2 separate regions of the Mus musculus genome follow, and region 2 is linked to region 1. Evidence: chromatin loops called from intact Hi-C (ENCODE). Cell type or tissue: heart. All regions are shown on one strand.

Evidence for each region. Hi-C counts contacts between places; a loop is a spot of excess contacts. Peaks named below come from ENCODE experiments on the same cell type or tissue, not always from the same donor. Only the 100,000 strongest peaks of a DNase experiment are listed, where the experiment ranks them.
Region 2: it touches region 1 in a loop (4-fold over the local background); 8 of 42 quality-filtered maps call a loop at or near these places.

The regions. Positions count from the first base shown.
Region 1 is chr13:106,916,680-106,920,679 of GRCm38, forward strand. It overlaps Ipo11 (importin 11), which reads right to left. Exons shown (of 30, transcript NM_029665.4): 3 at 2,845-2,945. Among named protein-coding and RNA genes, the nearest start is that of Ipo11, 18 kb to the right of the region's middle. In heart, a CTCF peak has its summit at 2,212 (motif pointing left); no DNase peak of the experiment used is centred here.
Region 2 is chr13:106,719,153-106,723,152 of GRCm38, forward strand. It overlaps Gm45940 (a long non-coding RNA gene), which reads right to left and starts at 2,892. Exons shown (of 3, transcript XR_873901.1): 1 at 2,673-2,892. In heart, a CTCF peak has its summit at 2,206; no DNase peak of the experiment used is centred here.

The sequences.
Region 1 (4,000 bases):
CCTGAGACAGCATCTCACTCTTCAGACCAGGCTGACCCAGACCTCATGACGCAACCCAGGCTGGCCTCAAACTCATAACAATCCTCCTGCCTCAGCCTCAAATTGAGATTACAGGCTTGAGCCACTATGCTCTGTTTAAAATGCTAATGAGGAGCTAGGGTATAGCTCAGGGGAAAAACACAGTATCCACCTCCCGCCCATCAACCAATCGGTAGGCAGAATGAATGAAATGAAAATAAGACTACATTTCTAGGTTTTTGCAACTGAACTGAAGTCATGGTTACACGAAAACTCTAGTGTTCTAAATGTCCACACAGGCAGAGTGTCATGTCCAAAGTGCTTCAGAAATCAATTTCAGAGTTCAGGTTATTTCTTTCAGATTGTTGGATATTTCTATCTTTAAGATAGAACCCAAGTCCAACATGAAATACATTCATGGTTTTTTTTTCCAATTATTTATTATTTATACGAGTACACCGTTGCTATCTTCAGCCACACCAGAAGAGGGCATCAGATCCCATTACAGATGGTTGTGAGTCACCATGTGGTTGCTGGGGATTGAACTCAGGACCTCTGGAAGAGCAGTCACTGTTCTTAACCACTGAGCCCTCTCTCCAGCCCTACATTCATGTTTATGCACACCTAATACACAGGGCCTAAAGGTAACCTGGGAGGATACTGCACTCACACAGTAGCTGAGATTTGTAACCTGAGGTCGGTTTGTAGAGTTCCCTTCCTGTGGTACAGAGCAGCAACTGAAAGCTTCAGATTGTGGAGCATCGTGGGCTTTAGATTAACAACTATTTAAAAACAACAACAACAACAACAAAATCTGAAAATAGGGCTGGAGAGGTGGCTCAGCGGTTAAGAGCACTGACTGCTCTTCCAGAGGTCCTGAGTTCAAATCCCAGCAACCACATAGTGGCTCACAACCATCCGTAATGAGACCCGATTCCCTCTTCTGGTGTCTGAAGACAGCTACAGTGTACTTACATACAATAAATAAATCTTTAAAAAAAAAAAAAACAAAAAGAAAAACAAAAACAAACAACAAAAAAAAACCTGAAAATAAACTTATCCAAACTTCCATCTCATCAAGCTAGTAAAAGAACATTAATTCCAAAAAATAAAAAGTATGTGAGATCTTATTTAAAGAAAAAAAAAAAAAAAAAAACCCAGCAACTAAAGGAAAGACTGGTGTGGCCAACCAGGGACATCTCATGGCTCCTCTATACAGAGTGCACAGTGGCACACGTCTGCACTCCCAGCACTGGAAGGAGTTTGACAGCAACCCACACACAGTCTGATAAGTCTTTACAAAATAGTAACAACATGTGAATTTAATTTTGAAAAATCTTCAACACAGAAAACGGAAACAAAAGTGTTGGCTGTAGAAGAAGGCACCAGGTCCTGCAACGAAGGGAAGGCCATGTGGCCTACTTCACAGATGCACTGTGCACACAATCAGTCCATATAGCAAATCTTCACAACGAATCTGCTCTTAAATTCAGGCTTGACCTCAAACAGAACGGAGAGCACCTAGTTATGGCCATTAAACTGAATGATGTATGAAAATAGCATAAGCTTAAGTTAGTTGATTCTCATCCTCTGAAAATAATGGTCAGAATAAGAACTATAACTAACAGCAAAACCACAAACTTTTCAGTGCTTCAATATGCAGCTAAAATCAACTCCTAACCCGCCAACTCTGTGACCTTTGTAAGTGCGTTCCTCTTCAGGCCCACGTTTATCTCAATAAACACTAGAAGACAGCGTGACTATTCAACACTATGATTCCTTCCTTAACTGTTTATATTTAGACTAGTTTAGCCAGACATAGAGGCACGTGCCTGTACTCCAAGAATTCAAGAGGCACAAGCAAGGGCTTAGCTCTAAGTTCCAGGCCAGCCCGGTCTATGCAGCAAGTTCTAGGCTAGCCACAGCTATATAGCAAAACCTTGTCCCAAAATGCAAACAAACAAGCACACATCTCTCATCATCAATTGCTTCATTTTTCATCCAAACCATCAATTACTCCTGAAAAAAAAAGGGTTAGCTTCATACTAAAGTTTGGCCTAAAAATACACCAGTACTTTCTGATACTGTTCAAGGGAAGGCTTCACAGGCACTCCGAAATACTCAGAATAAAACAATTTACATTACTTATCCAAATGATAACCTATAGAGCTTTAGTGCCACCTACTGGAGAGCAAAGCTAATGTTATTTATTCAGCAAAATCCATTTTCTAACAAAATTACAGGCTTGTCTGCCCTGCCTGTCCATAAACTACATTATGTGTTAATTAATTCTTAAAGTGAACCTTCTCACTTTACTCTTAGTTAAAGCTTAGTCTAATGAAACTGTAAAAGCATGATATCCATCCATTCTTCCCAGAGAAAATGCAAGACCCAGAAATGAAGATTCATTGAATGCAGATATAATATAGGATTTCCTTTTCAAAAATCAAAACATTTAAAAAAAATCTAATAAAAAAAGAAAAACCTCAGATCCTCAGAAACTGAACACTAAGACAGGCAGGCAAAAACCCACGCAAGCACGCACACATGGGAGGACACAAACCCAGGTAGAAAACCAATGATGTGGCTGTTGAACTATGCAAATACATTTCTCCAGTGGTTAGCACATTTGTTTTCTTTTACACATCAGGTGCTTTTCACATCTCCATGTCGTCCTTACACAAAGATCATGCTCACTTCTCTGCTGCCCCAATTTTAGCGCTTGTGCAAATAAACACCTGACGAAGCCTTGGGCATACACGGGCGCCATCTCATTCTTCTTTCTTTAGGAATGGGTTACACTTGGGGCCGGCCGAGAGAACTTACTGCGGTGCGACACGCCTCCAGTAACGATCAATCCCATGTTTAAAATACAGCACAGCAAGCCACCGTACATTTATATCAAGGGTGTGATTCGTAAAAATATTCTGTGAATAAAAACAATTGCATTAGAATAAACATGCAATCATTTAAAAATATAATTAACATACCAAAATAAGGCATGGATTTGCCTGCATATTTTTTGAGGGTCTGTACTACTGCATGTAGGTGCATGTTCACTGTGTGAATGGCTTCATATGGAAGCCAGAGGACAACCTCAGGTGTCATCTCAGAAGTGCCACACACCTCCTATTAGGTCAGACTGGCATGCCAGTGAGTTCCCAGGACCACCCTGTCTCTGGCTCCACCACCCCGGTCACTTTTACATTGAGTTCTGAGGATCAAACTGGAGTCCTCATGTCTGTGAGGCAAACACTCCACCAAGCATCCCTACATGTTTGATTCTTGAGAAAATATCTCGAGTATCTCAGGCTGGCCAATATGCATTGCTACACAGCCAGTAATGACCTTGAACTTCATGCCTCCACCTCCAGATGCTGGTATCACAGGTTTGCACCACCATACTCAGCTCATGAGATACTGAGGATTGAACCCAGGGCTGCATGCATAGTAGGTCAGCAACTGGCCTATAACCTTGGCCCAGATTTTTTTTTATTATTTATTTTGCTTAAACTTCATCACAACATATATCGTATTGGTATTTTCTTAAAATATATACTTCTACTGTGTACTCTAAGAAAGGTCTCCTTAGCTAGGTGCTACTGCAACCCCAGCGTTTGATGCTCAGGCAGGAGCATCTCAAGTTCCAGGTCAGTCAGTCTGGGATAAACAGAAGATAGCATGCCAATTCAAAAGCATCCCATTAAGTTTAACCAACAGATAAATATGTAAAGATTCATTATACTATTCTTTCAAGTATGTTAGAAAATGTTCTTGATAAAAAAATTGGAAGTAACAAGTAGATTGATTGGGTTAACTGAATTGAGAAGACCTACTCTAAACTAAACGTAAACTAGACCTAACTAAATTGAGAAGACCCACTCTAAAAGTAGGGGGCCCTGTTGCTGGGCACAGAAACAGGAGACAGCTTAGCTCAGCATAGCCATTCACCGCATCCTGCTGCCTGAGCATGGATGCACTG
Region 2 (4,000 bases), 200 kb before region 1:
AAAGTAAGCACTGTGGAAGCATTCAACATCCTTAGCAAAAAGGTAAACGCAGAGTAGAAATACTTTAACATTCCATGTCACCTCAGCCAGAATGGCAACAACTGTGCGTAGAAGCCAGGAAACTAGAAACAAGGCACCCTGGGTGGTAGACTTAAGGAGAAGAGATAGTAAACCAGGTAAAATAAAAGCAGAGCTGGGGAGTGTTAGGGACAGAAAGGAAGGAGTGGGAAAAGGGGTGGTATCGGCACAAGGCTTAAGCAAATCAAGAATACATGAAGAAATATTATGGAAGAGCCATAGATGAAGTGCTGACCTCTGGATATGACCTGGCTGCTGTATGCTTCAACTCACAGCAGCTGTGGTTACCTGCACAAGACCAAGTCAAGATTCCAGTATTGGTGGAGGAGGGGCCGTGAGCCCTCACCCCAATGGGGCCATCTATTTGTAGTATTGACAGTCAGTGGCTATTGAGGAGAGAAGAGTCACTCTCCTTGGGGAATCTAGACACTACCACTACTTATGCCCCAGTGGATGGCCCCATAGCGCTGCATGTGGACAGTGCTAACTGGACTCAGGAGATTATTAATAACGAAAAGTAAAAATAATGCACAGGATGGGATGCTAAGGGGGGGCTGAAAGAAGGTAGTGTCGGATGGATATAGTCAGTATTCATTATATAAATGTATGGAATTTCCAGAGAATAAAATTACTACTTAAACGAAACAGGCTTCCCATCCCCAGAACAATTTTCTTATCCCAATCTTCAGAACCCTTGGGTTTCCTTACTCTGTTGATAAATTCAAGAAAATGCTTTACCAGAAAGAGAGAGTAGATAGGAACCTTCCACACCATACAGGCCTAGGGCAGAGCTGAGCAAGTCATCAATGTCTTCTTAGTCCCTAAACGTCTCCCCAGACCCATCTTAGCTCCATCCTGACCCATGAAGAAATGCAGTCAAGAAATGAGTGTTTGAATATCCCAAGGGGGAACAAAGCCAGATGTCTTGTTTGGGGATGAGAGAAATCCAATCCTTGTGATAAATAAATAAATAAACCCCTGAAACCCAAGGTCACTAGATTATCAGGTATCTGCAACCCACATTCAATTGTTTCACCAGCAGAAAGAGTCTGAGGCATGAAGGTGGCCATGAACCTGAGTAATGTCTGCTGTGCCCTTGTGAGTTACCCAAGGACCATGGATAACTTTCCATGGGTGTCTCTATATAGAATTTGTGCATAGAAACACAGGCTCAAACACCCATGGAAGGAGTTACAGAGACAAAGTTTGGAGCTGAGACGAAAGGATGGACCATCTAGAGACTGCCATATCCAGGGATCCATCCCATAATCAGCTTCCAAACTCTGACACCATTGCATACACTAGCAAGATTTTGCTGAAAGGACCCAGATGTAGCTGTCTCTTGTGAGACTATGCCAAGGCCTAGCAAACACAGAAGTGGATGCTCACAGTCAGCTATTGGATAGATCACAGGGCCCCCAATGGAGGAGCTAGAGAAAGTAACCAAGGAGCTAAAGGGATCTTCAGCCCTATAGGTGGAACAACAGTATAAACTAACCAGTGCCCCCCCCCCCCCCGAGCTCGTGTCTCTAGCTGCATATGTAGCAGAAGATGGCCTAGTCGGCCATCATTGGAAAGAGAGGCCCATTGGTTGTGCAAACTTTATATGCCTCAGTACAGGGGAACGCCAGGGCCAAGAAGTGGGAGTGGGGGGGGAGTGGGGGGGAGGGTATGGGGGGACTTTTGGGATAGCGTTGGAAATGTAAATGAAGAAAATACCTAATTTTAAAAAACAAATAAAAATTTAAAAATAAATATCAATGCAAAAATACTCAATAAAATTCTCACAAACCAAAAAAAAAAAAAAAAAAAAAAAACAATTAATGAAATTCTTATACAAATAGATGGAGTTGGAGGATATCATCCTGAGTGAGGTAACCGAATCACAAAAGAACACACATTGTATGCACTCACTGATAAATGGATATTAGCCCAGAAGTTCGGAATACCCCAAAAAAAAAAAGAAATAAAAAAAAAAAGAAAAGAAAAGAAAGACAGGCTTGAGCCCCTGTGGGACAGCATTCCTCTTTGAAGGTGGTGAACACTTTGTCCCTAGGACCTTCTATGCTTTTCAGTTGCTGAGGCAATAACTTCCCACACTGGATTTTCCAAGTCTAAAGACACTTGTCCACCACCAGGAGGAGACAGAATCTGTCTGGGCTTCAAAGAGGGCCCCATTGTTCCTGTTTCACTTTGGTCTTTTATTTGCTTTCTATCCCTATGGCCTAATGAACTTTTAAAAAAAACTTAATAAGAGTTTAACACAAATATATCTTTGAGAATGTGTGTGTGTGTGTGTGTGTGTGTGTGTGTGTGTGTTTGTGTGTGTATGTGTGTGTGTCTTCCTCAACAACAGCCAAAGTTCCAAAAAGCACCAAACCTTAGTCTGGAACAACCGCCTTGGATATCTGAAAGTCTGATCACCTCCCAGTCTTTTAATACAATCTTGTTTGCATTTGATCCCAGGCCTGACTTTGTAAACTTTCAATGTGAGCTGATGAGCCCTTGAACCTTGGCAAAACCCTTTCGGGAAACTTGCTCCTAAGCAGTAAACATACAAAATCCAGCCCTACATCTGTCTCCACAAGACATACCAACACAGTGTCTGAAGAAGCGATGCCCTTGATGCAGACAGCTGACTATGCTGCGCGCTGAGCTCTTCAAGGAGCAGTTCTATGAAAAATTAACATTTGCATCCTTCAAAGAACTGAAGCGTCTCACCAGGAAGCTGACTCTGGGGGCCACCAGTGTTGACTTCGAAGTTTTTAACGTTTTGTGCACACTTTGATATCCAAACCTCGTGTTCTCTTTGTAGTAATCTGAAGGGTCTAATTGTGGAAAGGGGTGAAGTTATTTCTGAAGTAAGTAAATACCCTCCTATTATCTTTTCCCCATTTTGCATATTATCTATGAGCAGTCTTTGTTGAGTGCCTACTGTAAACAATTGTTTCTCTTTACCTATGCAGAAAAGGAGACATCTTTACCTACCACAAGATAATGTCTGGGCCCCGTCACAAAAGACAGACTTACAAGGGGAAAGAAAGCATGCAAAATAATCTTGTGTTTCAGATAACACAAGAGCTTTCGTGGGAAGCAAAGATCTGAAGAACCATTTCAGTCCAAGCATTCTTGTACTAGCTTTTACAAAGAGTAAAAAATAGGAAAGAACCAAATGGTATATGCTAAAAGTAGGAGACAGGGAAAACTGAACAAGTTCTGCTCCTTCAGATTCCTCCATACCTGCCCGTCTTTGGTGATAAGGACATGTCTTTCCTCCAAGCATATCAAGGGCACCTTTTGTGGGGTGGGGGAAGGAAGAATCTTGTGACCTCCTTCCTGGAAAACCAGGAAGTCCTTCATCACTTGCTGCTTCTCCGGTTCCCTCAGCTTAAATTGTTCAGTAAGCCAAAGTGTTAATTTTTGAGGACTTATGTTCTAAAACACCTCAATCAACACTTAACTTGTGTTAGCTTTTAGACACAGCTCACCTGATTAATTCATTCTGACTTCCAACGTGCAAGGCGAGCAAGGTCTGATGGTCTGTAATCCTAGCACTCAGAGGCTGGGGCAGGAGGATCATGAGTCCAAGGCCAGCCTGAGATACATACCAAGACTCAAAAAGGAAAAAATAAAAGCATAACACTCCAAAAATTATCTTAAAATAAAGCACAAATAGAGAATACATTTTGATGACTTCTTTGACTTCCCCCCAAAGCTTTAAAATAAAAGAACACCAGTTTCTTAATAGATAATTTACCCACAAAAATCATAAAATCATAGGCATTTAAGTAATAGCCCACCATCTACTTGTGCAAATGCCATCAAAGTGTCTCCTTGAAACGAACAATGTAAGACCAAGTGAGTTCTATACTAAACCTTTATGATGTGAATCAGGAAAAGTGGACCAATGCCATCACTCACT